2 separate regions of the Homo sapiens genome follow, and region 1 is linked to region 2. Evidence: read pairs that join two places in POLR2A ChIA-PET (ENCODE). Cell type or tissue: HepG2. All regions are shown on one strand. Each heading gives the region's core, and the rest is flanking DNA. Links, peaks and the distances in the headings are about the cores only. Region 1 holds the start of LOC124904071 (a long non-coding RNA gene). Region 2 overlaps ENPP7 (ectonucleotide pyrophosphatase/phosphodiesterase 7).

What was found. Peaks named below come from ENCODE experiments on the same cell type or tissue, not always from the same donor. Only the 100,000 strongest peaks of a DNase experiment are listed, where the experiment ranks them.
Region 1: POLR2A ChIA-PET joins it to region 2 with 13 read pairs; 16 of 35 experiments call an interaction of 5 or more read pairs at or near these places.

What each region holds. Positions count from the first base shown.
Region 1 is chr17:79,802,080-79,816,697 of GRCh38, reverse strand. It overlaps LOC124904071 (a long non-coding RNA gene), which reads right to left and starts at 8,101. Exons shown (of 2, transcript XR_007065928.1): 1 at 7,712-8,101; 2 at 4,219-4,319. RefSeq lists silencers at 4,947-5,126, 6,227-6,346, 6,547-6,626, 12,306-12,405 and enhancers at 5,036-5,561, 7,436-7,565. In HepG2, for the core only: CTCF peaks have their summits at 5,175 (motif pointing right), 7,479 and 7,838; DNase peaks (open chromatin) are centred at 5,227, 6,437, 7,467 and 7,837; H3K4me3 peaks cover 926 bases; H3K27me3 peaks cover 5,790 bases.
Region 2 is chr17:79,737,151-79,751,768 of GRCh38, reverse strand. It overlaps ENPP7 (ectonucleotide pyrophosphatase/phosphodiesterase 7), which reads right to left. Exons shown (of 6, transcript NM_178543.5): 4 at 14,509-14,618; 5 at 13,707-13,853; 6 at 9,550-9,975. The coding sequence ends at 13,723. Among named protein-coding and RNA genes, the nearest start is that of ENPP7, 14 kb to the right of the region's middle. RefSeq lists an enhancer at 3,143-4,082 and a silencer at 9,637-9,806. In HepG2, for the core only: CTCF peaks have their summits at 5,439 (motif pointing left) and 9,656 (motif pointing left); DNase peaks (open chromatin) are centred at 5,428, 8,668 and 9,638; H3K4me3 peaks cover 1,846 bases; H3K27me3 peaks cover 1,793 bases.

The DNA.
Region 1 (14,618 bases), core at 2,151-10,150, 67 kb before region 2:
CAAACCCAGGCATGGGCCATACATCCATTTGGTTCCTTCCCTGAAAATTCGGCATCTGGGAGGTAGAGGACCTAGATGTCATTCAGGTCAACCTCCCACCTAAGCAGGAATTCCCTCCCAGAAGGGCTCCCCTGCCTATGGGGTGACCCCCAGCCCTCACTCTGCGGGGGCACGTTAAACGGGGCCTGTACCAGCTCTGGGCTCCTACTCAACTCCCCTCAACACCTGCAGAAAGGAGACCAGCTCTGCCCCGCATGGGGTAAAAAGCAGTGTCTTTTCTTGTTTTTCTCACTATCCTGGCACCCCCACCTGCTTTTAAAAACCTTTCAACCTGGCCTAGAAGGAATAAGCAAGCCATTAGACCCCTTGTGCGGAGGCAGATGCGCCTCCCCCCTGCCTCCCCACCGCAGTACCTCCTCCGCAAGGTTCCTCCGCAAGGTACCTCCGCAGTACCTTGTGCGGAGACAGTACCTCCTCCTCTCCGCAGGTTAACTACGGGGAAGAAGAACCGTAAAGGAGTAGGGATGGATCGGAAGCTCAAACCAGGAGGAGTGGGCTGGTCTGGGAGGACTCCCAGCACAGCACCGACACTGCCAGTGGGTGCTGACGGCTCCACTCTCCTCTCCCAAAAAAGCGAGATGGGGTGAGAAGGGGCGGGGTTCCGGGGGGGAGCGCACCCCGCGCACCTTGGCCCTGCTGACTCCGCAAAGCCGGCCCCACGTGTCCCAGCCGGGCACCAGGAGTCGCAGGGGCCGCCTGACCGAGCCCTGAGAGCGGCGCCCCTCCAGCGGCCGCGCCTGCCAGCCCTCCCGCGACCCTCGGCCGGGCCCCGCGCCACCGGCCATTTTCTCCCCTCGGCTCGGCGGCCGCCAAAGCGCAGACCCGCACAGGGGCCGAGACGGCAGCCCGGCGGCCACGCACGAGCCTGTGCCATCCCAGAGCCGTCACCACGTGGCGGGTGGCACCCGGGCACTGGACCCTGCCCTCCAGGTGGTTCTCATGGACAAGGCGGCTGGCTGGACGTGGGGGCGCAGTCGCTTTCTTGCAGCGACCAGGTGAATTGCCCTTGACGCCTTGGAAACCCGTGCGCGGGTGGCTGCGGGGGAACGTGCCTACCCGCCCACCGCAGTCGGGCAGCTGAAGCCGGGCGCCGATGCCAGCTGTTCCCCTCCTGTCCCGCCCGCGGTCCCCTCGAGGCCGGCCTGGGGCTCCCCGGGCGCTGTTCTGGGACCTCGAGCAGTCGCCCCTGCGGGCCTGGCCGCCTTTTCCGCGGCCCGCCATTCGATTCCGGGCTCAGCTCGGTGGCACAGCCCGGCTGTAAGCAACCCCAGGGCGGCACGGGGCCGGGTGCAGAAGGCGGCTCTGCGCCAGGTCGGCAGGGGACAGGCGACCCCGGCCCTGGAGCGGAGCATCCGACCGTCCGTTTCGCAATGTGGGGACACGGGGCGGGGAGCGGCCTGGAGGCCCCGGGCGCGCGGGCGGGAGCGTCGCTTGGACGCCGGCCTTCTGGGCAGAGCCATTCATCGCAGGGCGGCCGAGGCGGCGGCCGAGCCTGGCTCACCGCACCATGGAAGCTGGCCGGCCGCCGCCCGGGGAGGCTTGGGAAATGGGCGAAGTGGTCAGACTGGTTTCCGGAGCCGGGCTCGGAATCCACGCGGACTGGCAGACGTTGGTGGGGGAGGACCGAACCCCGAGGGTGGCGGTGGAGGGTCCTTTCCCGACCCTAGCAGGCGACCCCGCAGAGTGGAGGCGGGGGGACGGCAGGCATCCGGTCGGGGAAACCCCGTTTTCAGGTGTGGACCAGCAGACTGGCCGCTCCCCACCCCCATCCCCCAGGTGCCCGCGCCCCTCCCGCCGCCGCCGGGCTCCCCGAGGTTGGCCAAGTGTACTTGGAGGAGTGAGCTCCCGACCCACCAGTGAGCCTGGGCTTTGATCTCCGCATCTGAAAGAAATGGGGGTGGGGTGAAGAGGCAGCTCTGCCACAAGCCTTAGGAATGGCCTTACCCCATCACGTCCCCCTCCCAATCTCAGTTTCCTCATCTCCCACTGTCTCTTCCGGCCGGACGCTCCTGGGAGTCTAGGTAGACTGGGGCACGAGGACTCCTAGGGTCGGTCTCAGGAGGAGGAAGGCGGCAGAGCTGGTGGCCACGTGCTCCCCTGGGGGTCGAGCTGTCCCCAGGAAATACGATCGGTTGTTGTGGACAGGACCTTGGATGCTCCCATCCCAATGCCAGGCCTGAGGACTTGGAGACAGGAAAATGGAATCATTGGGGAGCAAATTTCCTATCAAGGAGTGGCATGCTTGATAACATAGGCTGCTAGGCACCGGGTTCTCGGTGTTTCTGGGCTGAGGAAGAGGTGCCTCACTCCCCACACAGCAGCCCAGGGCCTAGGTCCCGAGTTCCTGTGTAGGAGCGTCGAGGGAAAGGACCGAGAGGGCTGGGGGATTGAGGCGATAGTGCTCCCATCTGAGAGAATGGAGTGCCCAATTTTCCCGGTTTCAGCAGCTGCTGGGCGGGGGGGCGGGGGGGGGTCTCGAGAGCCGCCCACGCTGCCGTCTTTCTTGCGGTTCTTCCGTGGGAAAATTGGCGCGTGGGGCTGGCCCTAGGAGGGGGCGATGGGGGCTCTAGGGCTAGTGACCCCCCCAACCCCATCAGAAGAGAGAAGGAACCCAGAGCTAGAAAAAGTCCCCAGCCCTCATCTGTGCCGCGCCTGTGGGAACCCCTACTCCTTCCAGCAACCAGGGTGGGCTGGTGCTGGGGCTTGGGCGCGGGTCCAGTCTGGCGATCGGGAGTGGAAGGGGGGGTCCCGGCCGGCCCTCTGGGGCTGGGTGAGTGGTCGCCGCATGCAGAGCCCCCCTTGGGGCGAGGGGGGGCGCGCCGGCCCCCGGGAGGGGCGGGGCGAGGGTGCGGGCCTCGGGGGCCCCCAGGCCGCGCAGCCCGGGTGGGCTGCAGGGGCCCCCGCCGGCCCGGGGCGGGCTTTGTCTGCGGCAGCTCCGCTTTGGGAAGGCGCCAGCCGGGGTACAAGATGGCGGGGAAAGGGTGGGATCGCAGGCGCTCGCCACGCGGAGCGGCCCCGCTCTGCCTGCAATGCAGCAGGGGGAGGGGCGGGGGCACCGGCGACAGCGCCCGCCCGCCCCCCTCCGGCCGCCGGGCGCCCCCCCGCCGGTGACCCCGCGCCCGCCGCCCCCGCCGCCTCTGTCTGGCGGCTGCAGCCTCCGCCTCACTCCGCAGAGCCCCGGCCGCGGCAGCTGCAGAAAATGGCTGCCAAAGCGGCGCCAGTCGCCACGCTGCCCCGGCGGGGGCGGGCGCCGCAGCCCCCAGCCCCGCTCTCGGTGCCCGCCCGGGGACGCTCGGCCGGGCGCAGGGACCCTCCCGGGGGAGCGGGCGGGGGCGGCCGCGGGGCGAGCGGGGGAGGGGCGGTTACCTGCGGGCAGAGGGGGCACGGGGTGGGGGCGGCCGGGGACTGCGCAGGAAGGGCGCGCTCGGTCTGTCCCCACCCCCACCCCGGTGCCCGGTGCCCTCGCGAGGTCGCGGCGCTCCGGTGGGGAAATGTTAATGGGGTGTTGACCTCGGTGACCGTGTGTCGCTCCCACCCATTTAGAAATCAGTCTCCCCCACACCCTCTGGCGTTGGAGCTGGGCGGGCTAGCCCCGATGCTCCCCGCAGAAAAATTAAAAAAATAACAAATAACAAAGCTGTGTGCGTGCTGACTACAGACGAGCCAAGCCCGGAACTCCGCGGAGAAGATCCGGGTGGATCCTCGGGCGCCATAAACCGCAGCCACCACCGTAGCTCAGCAGGTGCCGAGCGCCCACCCTCCTCTCGGCGGGGAGCCGCTCTGCGACCCCCTCCTCGGCCCCGCCGAGAGCCATCCGCGCCGAAGAGGCGCCGGCGGCCACCCCGCCGCTCCCCAGCACCCGGGCCCGAGCACCCTTCTCCGGGCGCCAAGGGGAGCTCAGGGTGAACTGGACACCCGGCCTGGGGCATGGGCTCAGGGCAGGGCCCGGGGGCGCACCAGGGCAGGGGACGAAATCGCCCCAGGAGCTCCAGGACTGAGACTGCTGAGAAATAAACGAAAAGTGCGCACAGAGGACTGGTGGGTGGGGTTGGACTCCGGAGTTGGGACCCCTTGGCACAGCCGCGTGGGTTCGTACCCCCACTTCCCCAACCCAAAGGAACCCAGGCCCCAGCGGGCCGGGCCGGCCGGGGAGAGGTGTGCCTGTAGACTTGGTGCTTTATTTTTCCCTTTCTGCAAGTTTCTCTCTCATCCCTCTCCGCCAGCTGCGTTCTCGACTCTTCTGATTTCACCACCAGCGCCTGGAAAATTCAAATTCAGTGTATAAGAGGGCAGGGGCCAGGGACCAGGAGCCAACAGGTCAGGAAAAGGGGTTTCCAGATTCGGGAGCGCTTCTGCTCCTGGGGTTTAAGAACAGAGAAGAAAAGGCGCATTTGAGACACGTCCCTGTGCAGAGAGAAGTCGGGGGACATCCGGGGGTCCGCATTCCCCCTCCCCCACCTGGGCGGAGGAATCCATGTACCTAAGCACGCAGAAACTTGAAGATGGGGATCTATTATAAATGACCTGGCTAAATGGGCGTGGGGAGAGCGGGTCAGGGATGGTGTACTTCGGGGGCACCAAGAGGCAGCACCCGGGTATCCATGGATTTTCCAGGACCTGAAGAGGTCTCAATGGCAGAGGTCCGGCGCTGGGCGAAAACCCAGGCAAACTCTCCGCCCCAAGGGCACTCCCCAGTCCCTAGTCTGGAGGGAAACAGCTTTCTTCTGGGCAAAACACCGCGGCAGCGAATCTCAGCTAAGGTCAGGGAGGGATACATGCTGGCACCAAGGGCTGCCGCCGCCGCAGCGCTTCCTTCCGCAGAAACAGCAAGGAGGAGGCGGCCGAAGCTAACTCGATCCAGCAGGCAGCGCCCTCCCCAATCTAGCACCCTCGTTCCCTGGCAGTGCCCGCTTCCACCACCTTCCTCTGGTAGGGACCAGGTTAGGGAATTTGAGATTTTGAAGAGAAGGAGGACGAGGGTAAGGGAGGATGCCCAAGACGGGCGGAGGTCGCGCTGGTCATCGCGCCCTGGTCCCCATCCCCCACTCTAGCTGGCCCTCCCACGCGACCCCCACCTGCGCGGTGTTCCAGGCGCAGGCTGCCCAGCAGGGGGCATCGCCGGGCGCCTCCCGCAGGCGGCAGCCCTAGAGGCGAGCTCGGTCACAGGCACAGTCCCTAAGGGCACTAGGGTGTCCATTGTCTTAGCGGTTCCCTTTGGGTGAACTCAGGACAGGAGTGGGTCCCCGAGAGGATGGCTCTGGCCCCCACGGCGTCGCCAGAACACGCGCGCCGGAACCGTGACAGCCCCAGAGGGGTCAGCCGGACACCTGTGCATGCGTGCGCGTGCGCGCGCCTCGGCGGGTTGGGGAGGGGGCGAGGGGCGCCCCCGAATCCGCAGTGCCCTTTCTGCCTGAGTTTGAGGCGATCGAGAGCCTTATCCCCAGAGGAATAGCTACGCCTTCTCTCTTCGCCCGCTCCCATCCCGCGGGTGGGCCCGGCGCTGGGCACCTGACCAACAACCCGCAGCCACCGCTCCACTGCATTCTGCCTGGAAACCCCAGAGTGGTTCTCCTAGTGCATTTTTCTCCCCGCACGCAGGGGTTTTTTTTTCCTCAACAATTGGCAGGTTTTTAAAGTAACCTTTAAATGAGACATCGATTTACCATTATTATGATTGCATTCAGAAATCCAGCCCGAAGGGACACCCTGGGAGATGCTAATTTGGAGGTATCTAGGGCTGTTTATGATTTAGCACTTCCCTAGCCTCGGAAGCACATTTCTTTTGCAGCTAATTGCTCTGATTATCTAGGGGGGAGGTGGCGGAGGGGGGTGGGGGGGGGCGGTCTCGGACTGTTCCCAGAGCCCCGTGCGTGCACGCAGTGAACCTGATGCTGCAGCGGCTACTGCGGCAGCGACACACTCTCACACACACACACACACACGCACACACACACACACGCACAGACACACACGCACACAAGCTCCCCTCCCGCATCCGGGCCTTCCCGCTCCTCCGCCGTTGCTCGCCGGGTTTGGGGAGGGGGTGCGTGGGGTGGGAGTGGGAGCGTGCGCGGAGCGGGAGAGGACAGGCCAAGCGGCCACGGGAGAAGAATGACAACGAGGCAAAGGGAGGAGGAAGGCCGCGGGAAGAAAAATTGGGGAGAGGGTACAGGCAAAAAGGGGGGTTAAGCAACGAAGGGGGTGCGGAGGCGAGGAGCGGAGATACCCGGGGAGAAAGAAAGGGAGGGGGCGGGGAGCGGGCGGGGGCGGCTGGCTGGTTTCCACTCGTGAGAGCCGGTTGCCGAGAGACGCGCGGGCCAATGAGCGCGCACCAGCTCAGCCCGGCGCCCGCCGCGTGCCCTTATATGGTGCGGCCGCTCGGCGGGCGCTCGCGCACATCGCCATATAAGGGCAGGAACCTAAATACAGGCTATACCTTGTTCTCCGCTCGCCCGGCCGCGGCCCCGGCGATCGATGAGCGCGCCGCCGAGCGGGCTGCGGCGCGCGGGCCCCGGGAGCCGGCGGGGAGGGGGCCGCGGCGGCCGTTCAGCCCGGGCCAGATGTGGCCGGCGCAATGGCTGCCCGGCCAGCTGCAGCGCTCGGAAGGTGCCACTCGCCGCCGCCGCGCTCCCCATCCTTTCCCTCTCCCCCTGCCCCCCCATTTGGAGGTGCAAATGCAGATGAACCGGGATTGAAATCTAATTGCTTTTGTTTAAAAAAATGTGAGCCAGTCCGTGTTGAGTTTGAGCAGACGCCTGGGATCCCGGCAAACCAAGCAGAACGCCTGGGGGAGAGAAGGGGAAAAGCCCTAGGGTCTGGGCGGGGGGCGGGGGCCGGGGGGAGGCGCCGGTAGAGTGCTGCGTGGAGCCTCAGCGCCAGGAGGCCGGGAACAGTGGCCACGAGGACCCACTGGCTCTGTGCCCTGGAGGCGCGGGCGGCCTGGAGCCAGCCAGGTGGTGGAAGGGAGAGGTGAGAGGTGTCGCTGTCACACCTTTCTTCTCTGTCGCTGTGCCAGCCCTGCTCCTGACGGCAGGCTGCAAGAGGCTGGGGGGATAGGGGACAGGCCCCCCAGCTCGGAAGATTGAAGCCATCAGGGCCGGATCTGGGCAAGGAAGGAGTCATCTCAGGGATTCTCTGCCAGAGGGGCGGTGGGTCCTGGGTGAAGCCTCCTGAGATCCTGGTCTCCTTGGTCAGATTGACGCCTGCCTGTGCTGGTGACCTCAGTGTCCGTCTCGAACAGGACGCCCCACTTGCTTTCCCTCTCCCCACTTCTGGCTGGTCTGTTTGCCCACGGAAGAGGAGTCTGAGCTGCCCCTGCAAGGGTCTGGACGGTGAAAGTGGCCCCAGGATGTCCAGGGAGTGTGGAGGGGCCTCTCTGGCTAGGACACGTGGTGCACTGACCCAGTTCTCTCACGCAGCCTGGTGGCAAGGCGACTTGGTGCAGGTGTATGCTGTTGTAGACCTAGTGGTAGCCCGCCTAGCACCCCCACCAGGTGCACAGTGAGGCCTTTACCTCCCACGGGTGGCAGAAGGCAGGAGAGACCCCCGACACCCACAGGCCCCAAGGCCTCACCGGTGGATGGCACGGAAGAAGCTTATGCACCTGGAGCAGTGGCCCCTAATATGGAGAGGACTGTCCCTCAGCACATACCCATCGCCCCTCAGGTGTCCTTCTCCGCGCAGTTTAGACTGTGATTGTGTCAACCTTGCCTCGGCTCGCCAGTGCCTGGAGATGCTGACAAGAGAGCCTCTTTCTCCAAGGAGGCCATTTCCAGTAGCATGATGCCACCTATAGAATGTACCTGGAATTAGTCTGAGCTGCAGCCTTGCTGCCAGCAGTGTGGGGCTGGAGGGAGGAGCACACCTTAGATTGTTCCTCGCCAGAGTTGAGCCTGGAATGGTAGCCTAGTCACACAGGCCTTCCCCTGGAGTCCTCCTCTTGCCACCCTGTGTCTCCTAGTAGGTATTTGGTAGCTCTGGGCCTGGCATCATTGGGAAAATGGTGGCCAGTACCCGGTGTATCTGGGACAGGAATCTGCCACTCCTACTAGGAGTCCCTAGCTTCTTGGGCAGGCACAAACTCCAGGGTTCTGTGTACTGCCCTGGGCATGTGCATCAGTGGTCAGCACTCAACAGTCAACAAGTATTTCCAAAAGGTTCAGGAAAACCCTCATATGCCTACACGAATGATCTCGAGGTGTCGAACATGGAGACCAGACTGGCGGCCCCAAGGCTGCCTGCTCCGAATGCTGGTTTTGCAGGGAGAAAGAGAGAGACTTGTCCAAGGTAACCCAGTTAGCCAGGGGCAGAGCAAGCCTGGATTTCATTCCCAATCCACTGTTTTATGCATTATGCAGGTGCATCTCAGCAGCAGCCCAGGCATGGGCTTCTGTGTCAATGTGGCTTGTCAATCCTGGAACCCAGGAGCCCTAGCATGGGGACTTGAAACTGACTACCATTGATCTCAGCCAGTCCTACTCCCTGAGCAGCTGGACAGAGGCTGGAAAAGCCAGTGGGTCTCTGGTCTCAGGCTGCTAAGCTCCTGGTCCCGCCAAAGGCTGGGATTGGCCATAGCCAGTGACATTGCCACAGGCTGCTCTTCATGCCAAGCTCCAAACCCTAGCGCAGCACAGCCATGCCCGGCTCCCCTAGGTGCCTGGTTCCACACCAGCAAGAGCTACCCTGAAGCTTCCCCTTAGGCTCCTCAACTCTTGGGTGACAGATTTAGGTTGAGCTCTGTCCTGTGACTTAACTTGGTCATTAACAAGTTACTTAACCCTCTGAGCCTGTGTCTTCATCTTTAAATGGAGCCTCCCTCTAAGGGTTGTGATGAGGAATAGAAGCAGAGTCCCGTAAACCTCCAGCACAAAGCCTGGCTCAGAGCAGCCCTCACTCAGCGGATGGTGGCTACATCTGTCCACTCCCAGCACTCTGGTACACCCTCTTGTGCCAGGCTAGATACCAATGGGATACAAACACCATAACACATCATGTCCATTTGAGCCACTGTAGAAACAGGTATTCCCAGCACTCCCTCGCAGATGCCGTGATGAGTGGTTGGTGGGTATCAGATCCAACCCCCTTCCTGCCCTTGCACACTTTCTTCCAGTCCTGCCTAGCTCCACCCTCTGCCCTGCCCTGCCCCCTGTGACAATCCAGGGCCCTGCAACCCTTCACACACCACTTCCCAGGGCATCCTTGGAACTGCCATGTAGACAGCCCCAGAAACTTTCCTTCCAGGGAAGGGGATGCGTGAACCCACAGAAGCTGCGGAAGAAACCGAGCCTAGGACTCCTTTCTCATCTTGGAAAAACAGCAAGTGTGTGTGTGTGTGTGTGTGTGTGTGTGTGTGTAGTATGGAGTCCTGCTTTCCTGGGATCCTGTGGGTCCATTACAGATGCCTGTCATAGCAACAAAATGGGAAAGAACTGGCCCATTCTGCAGGTGGGACCACTGATTTCCAGGAGAGAGACCTGATCTTGTGGTGCAAGCACGTGAGGCACTTCCCCAGATTCCACTGGCCACTAGTCCCACGATTTGAAGGGACGGGCAGTCAGTGTTGAGAGAGGCAGCTGGTGAGGCACCTGGGTTAGACTGCAGGTGCCGAAGGACCCAACAGGAGCTGTGGGAGAAAGTGACTCAGTCTTGCCCTGTCTTGCCGTGGCAAATCATCTCCCCCAACATCCACTCCTGTCTTTCTCCCCTTTTCTTTCCCTACACTCGATGCCCTCACTCTGGGAACGACATCTCTGTGATCTCTGCCAGCGATGGCCCCACCTGCTCCTGAAGACCCTCGACTCCCCCATGCCCACCTGTGCCCACCTTCTTCATTTCGGCTGGACACCACTGCACACCAGACTTGTGCAAAGTGAGGGTCAGACTTGGGGATATGCTCTTAGATGTTCCCGACTCCTGAGAGGGACCTGTACCCACCCCGCTGTCCCTCACTGGGGAGCTGTAAGACCACTCCAAGGCTGAAGCCCAGTGTCCTGCACCCCTATCCAGTGGACACCCTTCCCATTGCTCAGGCCCTTCCAGGCTGAATGGCGCCCCCCTCAAGAGGAGAGGTCCAACCCCTCCCCTCAGCTTGGGACAGAGTGGGGGTGGGGTAGAGAGGACAGTTCCCCAAGGGACTGCCCACCCCCATCCCAGAGCTCGTATAATGCCTGGAGCAGGCTGGAGAATGAGGTCCGCCAGAGATCCTGTCTTGCAGACCTAAGAAAAGGTTTCAGGGAACAGAAGAATTGGTAACCCCTGCAGGCCTCCCTGCTGGCCACTTCCTCTTCTATTCATCCCAGGTCCTCCCTACTCTCCAAAAGGGAGAAACTGAGGGAGAAACCTGGGACTGAATGGAAGGCCTGGAATCCCAACTCCCCCTGAGGTTTTTGGCTGGGAAAATACCTGGGGACAGCTGGAGTCTTCGGGTATCCTGGGGCGCCCCTCCCCCAGAGCGCCCCCTTCCCCTAGGGAAACTTTGATCTCTCTCTCGCTCTGTCTCTCTCTCTCTCTCTCTCTCTCTCTCTCTCTCTCTCTCTCACACACACACACACACACACAGGCACACACACACACGAACACACACACATTGGAAAGGAGATGATACCTCTAAAGTCAGGCTGCACCGTCGGGGTGGTGTAAAAAAGTTAGAGACTGCCTCAAAAGGGCAGTGGGAATGACCGCAAAGGGAAGAGGAAGGAGATAAAATGAGGCCTATCCCTCCCAACCCAGCAGCCCGGCTCTCCAGAGACACTCCCTTTTCCAGGCCCTACAGTCCCTTGGCACCCTCCTCCCTTCCCACCAATACAGCATCTGAAGGTGTCACTGAGATCTTCCACCCATTTTTCCTCCCCCTACCCATCTCACCCACAGGTTGCTCTACTCACAGCAATTCCTTCCTAGGCTTCCTCCTGTAACCCTGAACTATTTAAAAGCTCATTTTAAAAAAGAACTTAAGACTGATACCAAACTTCTTAGTTGCAAGCCTGAACTGTGGGCACCTTCTCATTAAACGTAAAACCTGCATCTTTTCCAAGAGAGAGGACGTTCTTGTCCGTAGAGGGGTGACGGGAGGTGCTGCAGAGCCCTTTTGAGCTCCTCTCACTCTCTGCTCTGTGACTGCAAAAGTGAGAATGGTGCCCTCGGAGGAAACACGTTTTACTGCAAAAATTGTCTGGAGCCCGGAATTGCCCTGAAAGTGGCCCTGCAATTACAATTCTGGTCCAAATTCATTTACCATATTTATTTGTGGATTTTCTCCTCCCACTCCTCTGCGTATTAAAAAAGATCAAGAAGATTTTTTAATGTATAAAAGATGTTTCCTCCACTTAAGGCACCCCACCGCCACCCACGCACCCCTTTATTCTGCTTTGAATTCAACGACTTCTGCTGTCTCGGTGGCTGAGGCGACCATCCCAGAGCAAGGAAGTGCTCTGTCTTGATCTGTTCAAAGGGTGCGGAACTGAGTCCCTGGAAGGTCCGGACCCAGACCCCGGAGCTGGTTTGCAGGACACCCCTTTAATCCTCAGTAGGCTGCCAATCTACCCTCTCCACACCCCAACACATTGAACATCTGCCCCCAATACCCCAGCCACAGTCCATGTCTCTGCCTCGAGGGCCACCGAACCTCCCAGGATGGATGGGGCGATGGTGGGGGTATCTGCTGGGACTTCCACGGTGGCTTACCCCTTCATCCGTTTGGCCAAAAAGTAAGCTCTGAGGTTGAAACTAGAAAAATACAGAAACTCAGCGTGAACATCACATTTCCACTGCTTTAAACTTTCTCTCTCCTTGGTCCTGGTCAGGAACCCTACACCCTCTGCTAAACCGGCTTTTCTTGCCATAAGCCTCCTCTGTTTTTAGGATCTCAAGGACTAGCTGAAGAAAATTAATTTTGCCTCTGATTGCTGTGTTATTCTAGATAAGCCATTATTATGCAAATGAGGGAGTGCGGCTCTCAGGATGAATAAGACGGTGCCGGTAGCGGCGCGGGACAGCCCCAGATGTTTGCATAATTACTTCTGCCCCAACTTCGAGAGTGCAAAATGTCAAGGGAGGAAGTTGTGCGGGTAAATACGGTACCATGTTCCCTGAATTTGATTTCCTACAGAAGGGCGGGGAAACCGATCGGAGGCTTCAGCTGCAGAGAGAAAAGGCATCACGGCTCCCGGGCCGACGGTGTCCCGGCCGAGTGGCCGTCTGCGTCCGCCCCCACGATGCTGAGCCACCCCTCGGCCCAGGGCGGCCGGAGAGAGCAAGGTCCCGCCCGGGTAGCGAGGCGCTTGCGCGGGCACAGAGCAGCAGCTTGGCCCCACGCTTTCCGGCAGCCCCGGAACCGGCAACACGGCTTCTGGGCGTGCGCGGAGCCGCCGCGCTCTGGCCGCGGAGCCTCGACGCCAGCCGAGCCCCTTCGTGTCCCAGACGGCGCCTCCTCCCGGGGCAACGGCTAGGGGTGCACCGAGGAAGCCCTGTACCGGGGCTGCGAGGAAAGGCGTCGACCACAGTGGAGGACGCCGAGGCTTCGCCCAGAACCTCGCCGGCACCGTCGCGTTTTCTCGGTCAGCTCCCAAACGTCTGCCCTCGGGTTTGCCGCCCGCGTGGCCCACTCTTGCGGAGGGTAGGCGGCCCGGCAGACGCCTCTGTTCCCCGAGGTTCTGCGAGAGGCCCCAGACTGGCCTCCGCAGCTTGTGCCTTCTCGAATGACCCGGCAGGCCCTGCACTTAGGATTTTCTGATCTCTAAAAGGGGAAGCTGGACTGTGGCTCTTGGCGTTAACAATCTCGCAAGGGAACGGCACCGGCTGAGAGACTCCCACTTTGGAACTGACTTGAGGTCCCGACGTCCCAGCAAAAAAGTCACTTCAATTCCTTCTGCATGGGGGTGGGGTAGGAAATGAAAAAACGGGAAGCGCCAGGCGGAGTCCGAGGAGTCCCTGGAGCTTCCCTGGGACTCTGGAGAGCCGCGTGTGGTCCAGGAGGAGGCGGGAGGACTGTGGCACCCAGCATCGCTGGAGGCAGAAGTGCCCACCCTGGCGGAGCTCCGGCTCAAGGGAGCCCAGGAGGTCCAGCTGCCTCTCTGCGCCCAGGCTCTGGTGCCACCATTCCTTGACTCGCCCAGCCTCTCCCCGTGTTTTCCCGTGGGAGGGTTGGTGCTCCCCGCCTTTCTCATGAGCTGGGTCACGGGAGGAGGGGCGCTCATCAACCGTGGCTCGTAACCGCCAGGCCAAGCCTGTCAGTGCAGGCAGAATCTGGGGTCAAACTCTCCACTCGGGGTATCTGGAACCACAGGCTGCTCACGCGTTGAGCCAGGGCCCGGGGTGATGCGAGAACAGAGTCAGCGCGCCCCGGGCATCTCCAGGCAGGGGTTGGGGCTGGAGGTTTCTGATAACGTCCTGCTCTCGGACGGGACTCCAAGGCCTTGATCTCTAGGCCGCTCACTTGTCCCGGGCTGCTCTGCCGCCACACCCTGCCGGCCTCCCCTCGCCTCTCGCAGTCCCCGCCCCTGGCTGTGCCTAGTCCGTCCCGTCTGAGCCCCTTCTCCCCAGACCGTGAGAACTGAGCGCCCAGACCCAAGGACTCCCGGACTCCTTCCAGGTTGCGGTTGTCCGGCCCAACTCTGGACCGCCTCTTTCTGCTCCCCAAGGGCGCCTGGGGCTCCTAGGAATGGGTCTCACAAGCAGCACCAGCGAGCAGTCCGGGGATTGGGTGTGCGTGTGATGGGGGGGCGCGTGGGGGGGGGGCGGAAATGGGGCCGGCCCGCGGCGCGCATGCGTGCTGGTTCGGGCGCTGTGCGCGTGCTCCAGCGGCACCGCACCCTCAGCTCGCCCGGCCTCGGCGCTCCGAGGGGACGCCGGCGCGTTTTCCCAGCGAGCCCACGTGGCCCAACCGGTCCAGATGCCCAAGGAATGAATCAAAACTGCCTCTAAGCAGCATACGGTCCGTTTCCCAGGGAAGGATGGGTGTGTGCTGAGCACCCTCTCTGGGCTTGCCCCTCATGGAGAAGAAGGGACAGCCGAGGCTGATACTGGAGTTCCTGGGGAAAGTCAGAACAGAATCACTAGGTCCTATGAGTTTGTTCTGGTCTCAGAACACCAATAACAGCAACAACAGTAACTAATAATGAACATTTATTGAGCATTTGCCTGTGCCTGACAGTGTGGGGGTGCTTCCATATCTCATTGAACCCCCCATGGGCTCTGTTGGGAAAACGTGCTAATATTCCTTTTCTTATAGTTATGGAAGCTGAAACACAGAGAGGTTAAGTAACTTGCACAAGGGCACACAGCCAGCAAGTGCATTGGAACCCAGGCAGGCTGGCCCCAGAGCCCACCTTTTTTAGCCACTGTGCTCTAGCATTAAAAAAAAAAAAAAGCGAAAACGCCCACCAACATCCAGCTTCCAGTTGACTTAAATCGGCCCCTAGAACTCCCTCCTGTCTCTATTGTTCCAGTCTCATCCTTGTTGCCGAGGGCTCTGAGGGTCCTCCTGCTGGAGCACTGCTCTGCGCTTCCACGAGGCTCCACTGGACCTTTCTTGAATTCTTTCCTCAAGCCTTGGAGGAGCT
Region 2 (14,618 bases), core at 3,889-11,888:
GTCTCAAAAAAAAAAAATGCACATAACATTTACTATTTTAGCCATTTAACAGTGGCACTTAGTCCATTTACAATGTTATACAGCCATCACCACCATCTAGCTCCAAAGCGTCTTTATTATACCAAAAAGAAATCCATTAGGCAGTCACTTCCCACCCTCCTCCCCCAGCCCCTGGCCACCTCCCATCTCCTTTTTGTCTATGGAGTTACCTATTCTGGATATTTCCTATAAGTGGAATCGTGTAATATGTGGCCTTTTATGTCTGAATTCTTTCACTGAGCATGTTTTTCACGGTCCATTCATATTAAAGTATGTATCAGTACTTCATTCCTTTTTTTTTTTGAGACAGCGTGTCGCTCTGTCACCCAGGTTGGAGTGCAGTGGTGCAATCATAGTTTACTGCAGCCTTGACCTCCGGGGCTCAAGAGATCCTCCCACCTCAGCCTCCCAAGTAGCTGGAACTATAGTTGTGCACAACCACACCTGGCTAATTGTTTTTTCTGCTTGTAGAAACGGGGTCTTGCTATGTTTCCCAGGTTGGTCTTGAACTCCTGGGCTCAATCAATCTTCCCACCTGTGCCTTTCAAAGTGCTGGGATTACAGGCATAAGCCACCATGCCCGGCTAAGTACTTTGTTCCTTTTCATGGCCAAATAGTATTCCATTATATAGATAGACCACATTTTGTTTGTCCATTCATCTTTGATGGACATTTGTTTTGTTTCTACCTTTTGGTGAGTGTGAATGATGCTGCTTGTTACATCTGTGTGCAAGTTTTTGTTTGAACACCTGCTGTCAAGTATTTTGGGTGTATACCCATGAGTGTAATTGCTGAGTCATATGTTTACACAGGAAATTTTAAATTTAAATTATGACTCAAATATTGATATTTCCAGATATGGTTTAATTCTAAAAGAGTTTACTTGATGAGCATTTTAAAAGACATTGGTTACTATTTTTAAAAGTTTGAGACTGGGCGCGGTTACTGTTTTTAAAAGTTTGAGACTGGGCGCGGTGGCTCACTCATGCCTGTCATCCCAGCACTTTGGGAGGCCGAGGTGGGTGGATCATCTGAGGTCAGGAGTTCAAGACCAGCCTGATAGTGAAACCCCGTCTCTACTAAAAATACAAAAATTAGCCAGGCATGATGGTGTGTGCCTGTAGTTCCAGCTACTCAGGAGGCTGAGGCAGGAGAATCGCTTGAACCTGGGAGGTGGAAGTTGCAGTGAGCCAAGATCATGCCACTGCACTCCGGCCTGGGCAACAAGAGCGAAACTCCATCTCAAAAAAAAAAAGTTTGAATAAATTATTCAAATAATTTCAATAATTCAATAAATTATTCCATGTGTAACTTACTGAGGAATTGTCAGAATTCGCATGGAAGCTGCATCGTCTTACACTCCAGCCTGCCATCTCTGAGGGCTGCAACATTTCTACCTCCTTACCAACACTTGTTATTTTCTTTTTTTTAAAAAAAATAAAAAGTTCTAGCCATCCTAGGGGGTGTGCTGTGGCATTAATTTACTTTTCTCTAACGATGGGTGGTGGGGGTGTCATCTTTCCTGGGCTGTTGGGCGTTTGCACCGCCTCCCTTGCTTGTTATCAGCTGTGGACAGTGGACAGGTCACTCTCCTCCCCTAAACCTCAGTTTCTTCTTCTGTCCAAAAAGGAACTGGCCTAGGGTCATGGCCTCCAAGTGTCTTCACCCACATGGCCTGGAAAATAATTTAAAAAAATAATAGCCCTTGACACCTTTTAAGATTGACAGCTACCATTTTTCCACCATGAAGTTTACATGGTTGCAAAGTATGTGATTTCCAGTGTACTGTAAATTTTGGCATTTAAAAAAATAAAACTGCTGTTCTCTCTATAGAAGCCAAAGCTGACATTTTATCCTGCTTCCAATATCATTGAAGAAGTCACAGTTCTTCAGTTGAAACCAAAAATCACAGAGTCCCCAAATTATAAAACCTTAACTACTTCCTGTGGACCTGGACTCTACAATAACAAGAATTTTAGCTGTGACTTTTGCTTTTCCAAGCCGGTGTCCTAGCTTTTAGGATTAGCATAATCACGTGAGGAAGCTGCCGCTAACCACCAGAGACAGAGGAATGTACATTTACTAACCTTGATTCTCTTGGGAATTTTTTTTCCCTTTAAATACTTGTTGGATTTTTGTATTTGGTGAGTCAGTCCTTCTGAAGTCTGGCTCCTTTGCAAGAAAGCTTTTTTTTTCTAAGTGCAATCTGCCTCCAGTTTTCCTTGGGCAATCCTTTTAAGTGTATCCAATGAAATAGAAATAAGGTAGCAATGTGACCCAATAAAAGGGCAGGTTCTTTTTGATCCTTTTCTTCTTTACCTCTGGGTTCTGTTTCATTTCTTCTCCAAAACCTTATTGTAATAAAAAATATTTTTATGTTTGAAAGTAATTCACTGCTCACCCAAGCATATGTCTGCAACAAGAACAGGCACATCAGTTATTCAAACTTTAAAAAATATTAACCTATGTCTCAAAAATGCTCATCAAAGTAAATTCTTTTAGAATTAGACCAGGTCTAGAAATATCAATATTTGAACCATAATTTAGATTTAAAATATTTTATTTCCTGTGACTCTAAGGCTCTCAGTATTTAAAAAATTTATTCTGGATTGAATATTAAATTGAATTGTTAAATTGATCAAACCAGCATAAATATATTAAAATTGCAGTATATGTTTATTATATACATAAAAGTTAAATTTTTGTTGGACTGCATCTCTTAATGAGATGGGTGGGATTGTATTTTTTCCCAATGGTTCAGATGTCATTGGATAAATATTATTTCTTATCTGGGACAGAGCCCAGAATCAATTCCAAACCTGTTTTTATTTTGATGGGCTTGGACCGTGAGAAAACTCATTTACGTAAATTGATCCGTGGTGATGGACAGTTCTCTTAGGGTTATGTCTCTCCACTGTTTGAACCTCTTCAGACATTGAAGCCAAAAGTCACACAGTGATCTGTCACCAAAACCAAAGCCAAAAACACAGCCTGATTGGGTTCTCCAGGCGCCAGGAGAGACTGGGGCCTTCGGGGATCGCTTTCCCGGCTCCGCGGGTGCGCGAGGGGCCCGGGTCCCTGCCCCGCCCCAGAGGTGCCCCATCCCTCCTCCAACCCCACAGGATGGAAGGGCGATCTCTTCCAGGGCGCGGTCCGGGCTAGGCACGGAGGCATCCCGGGGATGGGGGTCCCGAGGCCCAGTCCCTCCCTCGCCCTTGCGGGACCGCACCGCCGGCGGCCCAGGCGCGGGCACCCCTGACCTGGGCGGGTTGCGCGTTGGCTGCGCCGCGCCCTGGGATGCGGTACTCAGGCGCTCCGGGCGGCGGGGGGCGCGCAAGGCCCGGCGAGGGGCGGAGGGCCCGGGGGACTGCGCTGACCGTTCCTTCGCGGGGTGCGGGGCTGGAGCCCACCGCGCTCCCGGAGGCCGTCGGGCACCCAGGGTGCCCCGCAGGGCCCGGCCGCGGAGAGGGCAAAGACGTGGCAGCCGGCGAGGGGGAGGGGGCGGCACTAGCCTGCTGCGCGTGCGCCGACCCGGGTGCGACCCCCGCCGCCCGCCCTACCCGCTACGGCCCACCCCGAGGGCCTGTTCCCATCGCTTGTTCACCCGCGTCGGGGTCCCGAGTGGGTGTGTGGGGTGCGTGTGTTATGTGGCGTGTACAGGGCTGCAGCGTGTGCAGTGTGGGTGAAGGGTGTTGTTCGGGCGCGTGTGGGGTGTGTGGCTGCTTGTGGCATGAGGTGGTGCACACGGTGCCAGGTGTGTGCAGTGTGTGCGTGTGTGTTGTGTTGTGTGTCTGTGTCTGGGTGGGGGGATGGGGTGGCAAGCGCATGAGTGTGCCTGTGAGTGTGCCGGTGTGCAGCGTGCGTGGATGCCCGTCGCACATGTGCAGTGTGTGTGGCGCGTGTGCGGGATGCCGGTGTCCCGGTCCCGCCTGAGCCCCAGCTCTCGGCTTCTTGGACTGCGGTGGTGGCGGCGGTGGCGCCGGATCCGAGGAGCGCAGCGCCGCGCGTCACCATGGCAACAGATGCTCCTGCAGCCCCCGCGCCGCTGCGGTGGGGAGGGGGCCCTGCGCACCTCAGAAGGCGGGCGTGGGGGAGGGGAGGCTGCTCGTCCCAAAGAAGCCCGCGGAGGAACTGGGCTGCCCCAGCACGCACCCCTGGGAATCCTCCCTCGCCTTGACATCCCTCCTGGTGGGGCGCCGGGGCAGGGGTCGGGACGCGGTGCCCTCCTCGGTCCCTGCTGCTTGCCCGGGGAACCCGGGGACCTCACTCGGGTCCTCTGCCGGCCTGGAGCTGGGGACAGAGTAATTCCTGCTGTTTCTTTCCCCTGAGAGTCCCCCGCGCCAGGTGTTTGCAGCTCCTAGGTCGGAAGCCTCAGGCGTGGTTATTGGCTCTTAGGATCGGCTTGTGGGAGATGAACCCGCCCATACTAAAGATGGGGAGCCCAGGCCTTAAGGAGCCCAGGACGGCATCGCGAACAGACTTGTCGGTTACATGAACCTACAGGTTCTCCTGTTCCGACCCGGGACACAAGAAAAGGCTTATGGTGAACCAAGGAAGTCCCTGCCTTTGACAGAGGCCGGACGTCAGTGCAGAGGAGAGAATCTGGGCCCGTGCTCCCTGCATTCTGGAAAGAAAGGGCTTGTTTGCATAAGCAAGCAGCGCCTCTCTGGGAAGGAGCTGGCCAGGCCCCACTGGGATTGAGCCTGGAGGTGCCTGTGCTCCCCTCCCTCCTCTGCCCAGTTCCTGGCCCAGGGGTGGTGCTGCCTTTTCATCCGTTTAACCTGAGGAGGATGGGCAGGACCAGCTTTCACTCCCTCATGCATTCATTTATCCATAACCTTTATCAGGTGCAGCGATTCTGGAGTGTCTGGCCCAGGCCAGCAGCAGCGGAATCACGCAGGCTCTGGTCAGAAATGCAGAGTCTCAGGCCCACCCTAGACCTTCAGGTTAAGGAGTGTGGGAGTGGATGTGCCTGTGCCCCCCGCGCCCCAGATCTCACAAGGTGATTCTGAGGCTTGCTCAGATTTGGAAATCACTGATCCACGGTGGTCTTTGTGCTAGGGATGGGACTATTGATCCCTTCCCTCAGGGGATCCCTTCCCTCAGGGGATCCCTCCCCACCTCCCCGGAAAAACCTGGCCCTGAGGGTTCCAGTTCTCCTCTCTGAACTACCAGGGCTCACTTGGGGGTCCATCTAAGACTTCAGCAAACAAGTATCCTTGATCACTATCTCAAGGCTGGGTCTGAGCAGGACTGAAGCTTTTTCAGAGAAGAATGAGGAGGAGGAGGAGAGGGAGGAGGTGGAGGAACAGAAGGGAGTTCTCAATTCTCACTGCTTCAAAAGGTGCCTGAGGAAGTGAGGAAGGCTTCCAGGAGTGTTGAGGGGCCCAAGAGCGCCGCCTCCTGGTGACAGTATACAGAGCTGACTCCACTGGGGAGGGGCTGCCTAACCAAGCTGGCTTTCACTTTTCTTTTCTTTTCTTTTCTGTTTTTTTTTTTTTTTTTTTTTTTTTTTTTTTTTTTTTTTTTTTTTTAGACAGAGTTTTGCTCTTGTCACCCAGGCTGGAGTGCAGTGGCGCGATCTTGGCTCACTGCAACCTCCGCCTCCCAGGTTCAAGTGATTCTCCTGCTGTAGCCTCCCGAGTAGCTGGCATTACAGGCACCCACAACCACGCCCAGCTAATGTTTGTATTTTTAGTAGAGATGAGGTTTCATCACGTTGGCCAGGCTGATCTCAAACTCCTGACCTCTGGTGATCCCTCTTTCACCATGTTGGCCAGGCTGGTCTTGAACTCCTGACCTCTGGTGATCCACCTGCTTCGGCCTCCCAAAGTGCTGGGATTGCAGGAGTGAGCCACCATGCCTGTCCCCAAGCCTGCTTTCTGTGTCCCAGTGGTATGACCTGCCTTGCAAGAACCACCCCAGTCAGTACCTGGATGTTTTGTGTGTTACTGCTAGCACCTGGACTGGCTAAATTCAGAGAAAGATCTGGGTTGACAGGTTTGTGTGGATGATGTGTCTGTGTGACTCGTCCCCAGTCAGCTCCAAGTGGCTCCAATATGCAGTGCACGGCTTTGTGTCACCTGTGGTTTTCTTCCGAGTCTGTTTCAGTTGGGCCGATGGTAAAATGAGCTTTGCATAGTCAATTGCAAGGTCGGTGTTGAGCAGTTCTGAACTTGGTCATCTGATAGCCCGGGAAACACCGTGCATTAGGCAGGGAAAACTGGGGGGAATCTTTGGATGCTGTCCATGGGAGGCCAGTGCTACTCTCCAGAAACTTCTTGGGCTGGCCACATGGTTGGTGGGCAGAGGAGGCAGGCCAGAGCCTGATGACCCCCAGCAGGTTTGCCGTTGGCCAACCTCTTGTATATAGTTTGTCATGTCCCCCAGCCACCTTCATTATTACTTAGTCAACATTTCTCTTTGAATCAGCTCATTCTTTGTTACTTAATATGATTTTTTCTTGAGACAGTGTCTTGCTCTGTTGCCCAGGCTGGAGTGCAGTGGTACGATCTCGGCTGACTGCAACCTCTCATGCTCAAGCGATCCTCTCACCTCAGCCTCCTGAGTAGCTGGGACTACAGGCATGCACCACCACACTTGGCTAATTTTAAAACTTTTTGTAGAGACAAGGTCTCATTATATTGCCCAGGCTGGTCTTGAACTCCTGGGCTCAAGCGATCCTCCTGCCTCAGCCTCTCACCGTGCTGGGATTGCAGGCATGTGCCTTTGTGCCCGGCTAATTTAATTTTTTAAAAGACTCTTTTGGCTGGGTGCAGTAGCTTACTGCCTGTAATCCCAGCACTTTGGGAGGCCAAAGTGGGTGGATCACTTGAGGTCAGGATTTGGAGACCAGCGTGAAACCCCATGTCTACTAAAAATACAGATATTAGCTGGGCATGCTGATAATTACAGGTGGCAGGCACCTGTAGTCCTAGCTACTTGGGAGGCTAAGGCAGGAGGATCACCTGAGCCTGGAAAGTGGAGATTGCAGTGAGCTGAGATCACGCCACTGCACTTCAGCCTGAGTGACAGAGTAAGACTGTCTCAAAGAAAAAAAAAAAAAAGACTTTTTTAAGGACCATGAAGAGATCCCTTAAATTAGGCCAGGCATGGTGGCTCATGCCTGTAATCCCAGCACTTTGGGAGGCCGAGGTGGGCGGATCACCTGAGGTCAGGAGTTTGAGACAAGCCTGGCCAACATGCTGAAACTCTGTCTCTACTAAAGATACAAACATTAGCTGGGCATGGTGGCACATGACACGCCTGCAATCCCAGCTACTCGGGAGGCTGAGGCAGGAGAATTGCTTGAACCCAGGAGGCGGAGGTTGCAGTGAGCCAAGATTGCACCATTGCACTCCAGCCTGGGCAACAAGAGTGAAACTGTCTCAAAAAAAAAATCGCTTAAATTAATTTTAAAAAGGAAAAAGAAAAAAAACAGATGTCAATGAAAAATGAGTAGCACTAACCAAAAATTGAAGGTGATTATAAAAACAAACACAAGGCAAATCAAGCTGTGGCAACCGTCCATCCTATGCTGTTGCTTGGCTGCTGGAGCTCTGAGCCTGGTGCCTCTCTTCATGTCACAGAAGACACCTGTTAGGGGTGGGATTATGGACCAGAGACGTTCTGCTAGAGAAGCAAGAAGGCTTGGAGGTGAGTCTATAAGAGTGAATGACTTTCTCACAATTTGATACAAGGTAATTGCTGCCCTGTCTCTTCCTAACACCCAGGTCTTCCATGTAGCAGGCCCTGTTCGCAGCTGTTTGTGAATATTAACTCATGTTATCACTGAGACCACCCTATGAGACAGGTCCTGCCACTGGTCCTGGATTTACAGAGGAGGACAGGCCCAGAGAGGTTAGCAACTTGCCCAGGGCCACAGAGCAGGTGTTGGAGAGGGGGAGCTGGATTTGAACTGGGACTGTGCTGCTCAAGGTGGCACCCCTCACATTTGACACCTAGGGCTGCACAGATAGGAAAATCAGCCCCCCATGCGTGCAGCCAGGCCTCAGCCCCCATGCTCCTGACACCGGAAGCTCCATCAGCGAGTGCTCGGCCAGCCACCAGGACTCTCTTGGTGATGCCTTTGTTACACCAGACATCTGGAGCAATGGAATACTGAATGTGAGACAGACTTGGTTATTTTCCTGTCTCTCTTCTTTCTTTCTCCTCTCTGTTTCTTTTCTTCTTCTGTGGATGAGGCAATTCTCACAGCTCTGGTTGGCCCAGTCCCTGCAACGCTGATGAACAGGGCTGAGCAAATGTGGTGGTGGTGGTGGGGGGCTCAGAGGAAGGCAGGGCTTCTCTTGGAGACTGGGCAGTGGCAGTGCCGGCACTGTGAGCGCTCACCACTCCGAGGACGTGGATGTGGACTCTACCTGGTCTCCTCTGGCCAGGTGGGGCAGGCTGAGGTGGGCTGAGACTGGAATTGGGCCTGTCCAGGGAGGGTCCCCCCCTCCCCTCCCCAGCCCAGCCACAGAGCCAGAGCTTGTGCAGGTGGGTGGCTGGCCTGGGTGTCATGGGGTGTGGCTGCAGGCACTGGCATGGGGACCGGGGCAGTCCTTCCAGGAAGAACAATTGGATTGTGGGGCAGGGGGCCCACAGGCCAGGCCAAAGTCCAGGCTCTTCAGGCTGAGGCAGGACTTCAGCCCCAGGCAGCCAATCAGGCTGCTGCAGAGAGCAGGCTGGAATGGGCCCTGGAGACTCCATGGAGCTGAAGCAGGAGACCCGGGGTGGGGGCTAGGGGCTGCGGGCTTTGGAGGCAGGGAAATAGGCAGATCTGACAAACTCAGACTTCAAAGACTGTGTCTCCTGGTGTCCCAGCTGGTTTACTATGCAGGGTGGCACTGACAAACCCAGCACCTCCCAGGGCAGGATTTTAATCCTCCCAGGGGCTGCCATCCTTGAGCACCTGCTTGGGGCCAGCCTCTGTGCCAGCCTCCCCGCAATGTGTCCACCTTACTCTCAGGTACCCCAGGGAGGCAGGCATGGTCCTCATTATCCCACTTTTTCAGATGAGGAAACTGAGGCTGGGGAGGGTCAACTGCTTTGCCAATGCCACAGCATCTGGGTGGGGGGCCAGGGCTGGAACATGAGTTTATCTGACTCCAAAGCCTATGCTCTTAATGCACAGGAGAATAGGTGTGGAAGGGTCCCTCGGCTCCTGGCCACGGCCACCCCAGTCCTGTGTCAGAGCCAATCCACGCGACTTTCTTTGCGGTGTTTCCGCCTGGTTTAACGTGATTTCTTGCTGAGCACCGTGGCTTATAGATGCTGCTTCCCTATCGTTCACAAAAAGCCTCCTCATGCCTTCCCCCCTTCCTTTTAGGAAACTCACCCCTTTTCCAGGACTGGCCAGCCGTCCAACCAGGGCCCACCCCTAACGAGAATGGAGGGGTCCCTGGGGCTTGTGAAGCCTGGCAAGGAGTTAGAAATTTATCCCACGCTGGGGTCAATGGTGGGACCGTCGGGAAACCGGCAGGCTTTAGGGAAAAGTCTCCCCCGTGCTGACTGTCGCGGCTTGGCCTTTATTCCCATGGGTGCTTTGTGCCGGGGCGGGCCCCTCCCAGCTGACCGAGGCCGGGTCTGCAGGTTCCAGCGCCCGCAGAGCTCCCGCGCGCCCCCGCGTGGCTGCAGACGGCAGCGCCGCTTCGGGAGCGGGTTTTGCAGGAGGAGGGGGCCCGAAGGGGAGGAGCAGGAGCAGGGGCAGGGGCAGGGGGCCGGTTATGGGACCGGCTCGCCGGGGGCTCTGGACCTGGGCTGCGAGGCTTATTACCAGCACCATAACAGCCAAGCAGGGGTTGGCGCTGCCGGGGACAGTGGCATGCAGCCTCTGGCCTGGGATAAGCTGGGGAGGCAGGGTCCGTCCGCGACCAGCAGAGCATCGCAGCGAGACAGCCGGCCCAGGGCCTGCGGGCAGCTCCCGGCGGCTTCCTGGAAGAGCAAGCAGCACGCGTTGGTCTGGGAGGAGAGGATGGGGCAGGCTGAGGGCAGGTCTGGTGGGACAGGTGAAGCAGCGGTGCGGCTGGACTGGGAGGGAGGGGTCGTGGGAAACAGGATGGTGGGCTGGGGGAGGGGGGGCGGCAGGCAGTGGAAGGGGGCGGCCCTACCAGGCTGCGCTGAGAAGGGCCTGTGTAGGGATTCCTGGGAGGGCACAGGTGCGGGGCAGGTGTGGACATGGGGGTGGCGTGCTGATGTCAGGCTTCAGACCCTTCTCCCAGGGCTGGGAGGGGAGGGGTGGGCACTGTCCCAGGCCTGGCTGGCAGTGTGCGGATCCCAGGAGGCAGAAGAGCTTCCCCTAGTCTTCTGCCCGCTTTTCTGGCTGGGGAAGGAGGACTCTGTAAAGTCAGGGCAAGGACTGCGTCCGTTCCACAATGTGCCTTTAACTGGCCACATGTACTTTCAACACTAGCTTCAGAGGAAAGAAATGGGCCCAAGGGACTGGGCCCAGTGGCTCATGCCTGTAATCCCAGCTTTTTGGGAGGCCAAGGCTGGAGGATCGCTTGAGGCCAGGAGTTTGAGACCAGCCTGGGCAACATAGCTTGCTTTTCTTTTTTTAAATTAAAAATTAAAAAATTAGTTGGGCATGGTGGTGCACACCTGTAGTCTCAGCTACTCAGGAGGCTGAGATGGGAGGATTGCTTGAGCCCAGGAGGTCGAGGCTGCAGTGAGCTGTGATTGCACCACTGCACTCCAGCCTGGGCAACACAGTGAGAATCTGTGTAAAAAAGAAAAGAAAAGAAAAGAAAAGAAGCTAGCCACAGAAGACAGCCTAGTTCCAAATGGACTTTACCAGGCTGTGATGAAAACTTCGGACCCCCCAGCTCTTAGCAACCTGCTCAGCCCAGCAGATGCTGCTTGTGAAAGATGATTCTGCGGGCTTCTTCCCTACTTTGTGTTCGGTGACCTCACGTTGGTAGCTTGAAATGGGCCATGGTGGGAGTATTCACGCCGCAGAAATGGGTAAGGGCCAACAGCAGGGCTTTTTGAGGGGGATCTGGAGAGCAGGTTTGCTGGGACGCCACCGTGGCTGCTCCTCTGGGGAAAAGCCGTGTGAGAATATGCAGAGTCACATGATCTTTGATTTTCTGTGCTTCAATTTCCTTGTGTGTGAGTCTGAATAATGACTTTTTCTGAGTCCCTCTCTTGGTTAATGTGGAGAACAAATGGTTGTGGACTCTAGCGCCATGGAAACCTTATCACTTCCCTGCCTAGTGCTGGAAGACTTGCTTCAGGACCCAAGCCCCTGAGCACAGAGAGGCAGGCGTTGTGGCTGAAAGTACTCGGGACCAGGACCTTAAAACTGGCATTTACACACCACCAGCCACTCTTTGGTGCCCTTGGACCAGTCAGCTAACGCCTCTGGGTTCCAGCATCCTCGTCTGCCTGAGGGGTTCGGGCTGAAGGGTCCTCTGGTCCCCTTCCGGATGTGACATTTGGCATGAATGGTCCTCCCCACCACACACATCTCCACATTCCTACTTCTCTAAACCCTAAACCCGCTCCTTTCTCTTTCATTGATTTATTTTGTAGAGACAAGGTCTCACTCTTGCCCATGGTGGAGTGCAGTGGCAGGAACAAGGCTCACTGCAGCCTCCACCTCCCGGGCTCCAGCGATCCTCCCACCTCAGTCTCCCTGCCAGTAGCTGGGATTACAGGCACGCACCACCATGCCCAGCTAATTAAAAAAAAATTTCCTACAGAGACGGGGTCTAACTATATTGCCAAGGCTGGTCTTGAACTCCTGGGCTCAAGCGATCCTCCTGCGTCGGCCTCTGGAAGTACTGGGGTTCCAGGCGGAAGCCACCGCACCTGGCCTCATTCCCCTCTTGACCCATGACAAGCTCTTGGCTTTTCCTGTCTCACCAGCCCCGCCTTCTCAGTGAGTGGTGTGGTCACCATCTCTTCTCAGTCCACTCCTTCTGGCTGGGGGCTTTCATTGAGTCCCATAGCTTGTGTTGACAAGTCTCAAATTTAAATTGCCAGACTAAACTGCATCCCTGGCTGTGGACTCATCTGCACAACCTGTGCCCAGGAACAGCTGCACGTGGCCGCGTCGCCGGCATTGAGGCTGATCACGGCCGAAACAAGTCTCGGCCCCCCCGACTCCTGTCCCCAACAGTTTAGCATGTCAGCAAGTGGCTCAGGACCCAAGCATTGGACCCATCTTTCATTTTTGCATTTTCTTCACCCTCCCACATAATCTGTCCACAAACCTCGAATGTCGTGCCTCTTAAAGGTATTTGGAATCTGTGCACATTGCAGCTTCTCCACCCCGCCACTGGAATGTCCGGCTGGGTCCTGCAGCCACCTCCAAACTGGCCACTTCCTGCTCCCGTTTCTGTCCCCGGCCCAGCAGTGGGAGCCACTCATTTAATCATCAACCTCAGACCCTGTGTAACCTCAGCTTGGGGCTCCCCGCTGTGCATCCCACAACCTCCTGCCTTGGGGCTGTGGTCAGCTCCTGTTAGAGCCTCGCTCTGTGCCAACCTGCAGGCACACTGGCCTTCTGTCTCATCCCAAACACGCCGAACCTGTCCCACCGCGGGCCTGTCCCTGGCTCTTTCCCCTGCCTGGTGTGTCTGGCTTCTTCTGGTGTGTCTGTCATTCTGGTTTTCTCCCTAAATCCACCTTCTCAGAGAGGCCATTCCAGGCCGGGCAAATGACAAGGTCGCGCCTGCCTCGTCCCTGCCTGTGGCCGTCTCTTCTTTGCCATCACAAGCATCTGAGCACTCTGTGCGTGGATTCATTTGCTTTTGTGTTCTCTGCTTTCTTGCACCTTTAAATGACAGGTCCTGGACTGTCTTGTTCGCTGCATATCCTGAGCCCAGACCAGAGCGTGGCATGGAGCTGGCTCCCGTTACATATTTTCGGGATGAATGAATGACTTTCTTCTGCTTGGCCTAGGAGGCTGTGGCTGCACAGACAGACAAGGGAGCACTGTCCTCGGAGGCTCCCGGGGAGTTCCAGGAACACAGCCCCGGAGCTCTCCTCCCAAACGCACCCCATGCGTGTCCTTGGAGGTGGGCTTCCAGAGAGTTCCAGGAACGCAGCCCCGGAGCTCTCCTCCCAAATGCACCCCACGCGTGTCCTTGGAGGTGGGCTTCCAGAGAGTTCCAGGAACGCAGCCCCAGAGCTCTCCTCCTAAATGCACCCCACGCGTGTCCTCAGAGGTGGGCTTCCAGAGAGTTCCAGGAATATAGCCCTGGTGCTCTCCTACCAAACACACCTCATGCGTGTCCTAGGAGGCTCCTGGAGAGTTCCAGGAACACAGCCCCAGAGCTCTCCTCCCAAATGCACCGCAGGTGACGGTTTCCGAGCTATCCCAGTGGAGCACAGAGATGGCAGGAAGGAGGGGAGGCAGCAGCTCTGGCCAGAGGCTGAGGGAGTTCTGGCTTTTGGGGGAGGGTGGGAATTCTGGCCACTGGTCCGGGTGGTCTGCTCTGGAAAGACCTCCTCCAAGCCCAGAGCAGAGAGGCTGGAAGGGTCAGCCTCGGGATCTCAGGGGTGATGGCCTCTCTGGGGCAGCCAGGTCAGTGGGAGTCACCTGCTTGGCGGGGCCTGGCAGCTCTGTTCTGGTTGCCTAGGACTGTAGCTGGGACATCAGGGTGGAGGGTCAGGGAGCGTGGGGCCACCCTCCCGCCTCTGCCTTCTGGGTCTCTGACCTTGAGCCATGGGGCGTTATGCGACCTCAGACAGAAGAATCACGGTCCCCAGCAGTCCCATCACGAGGAGGGGCCTGCTGCTGGGCGGGAGAGCAGATCTTCCCTTGGGCAGGAGAGTAGGCCTTCCATCAGGCGGAAGAGCAGATTCTAAGGAAAGCCAGAGGACCTGTGAGGGAGAGAGGGATGGCTCCTCACCCCAGCCTCTCCACAGTAAACTCGGGGTCCTCTGTTGGTCCCCACGAGCCCCTCCTTCCTCTTTCACCGCCCCCTTGGTCCCATGGCCTTTGTCCACCACGGCCCTTCATAGCCCTGCTCAGTAGAGCCCACCCCTCTCCAGCCAGGCCCCCGCCGGGGTCGCCACCTTGTCAGTTTCCAGGTGGCCTTTGTCCCCAAGATGGGGCAGGTTCCAGTGGGGAGGTGTGTGTGTGGGAGGCTGATACAGGAAGATTCCAGAAAGGAGGCCCTCAGGTTGCTGTGGTGGGGAGTGGGGAGTGGGGATCCAGCAGCCAGGAGGTGGGCTCTGCACAGCAGGCCCGCCTGGGCCACCCTCGCTCCCTCCAGCCCCTTCTTGAGCAAGACTGCCCACTCCTCCCCCTCGCCCTCTCGTGCCGCCCGAGATGCATGAGGTGCTCGTGAGAGGTCACGTGTTGTGGGAATGTGAGAGATTCTGGTGTTCTCCAAAGCCAGGGGAGGTGGCCCCACTTGGGGCTCAAGGGTGTCCTGGTCACAGGCATGCAGGCACCCTCGTGTGCACACGTGTACACACCAGAGCAGGCGGGGATTTGGGGCACCCTGCCCTCACCTGTGTGCAGCATGGGCAGCAGAGTAGCTAGGTGCCCATCGTTGGCCTCGGGCACGATGCCCAGCAGCCGGCACATGAGCTCGTACACGTGGACGCTCTCAAAGGGCTCC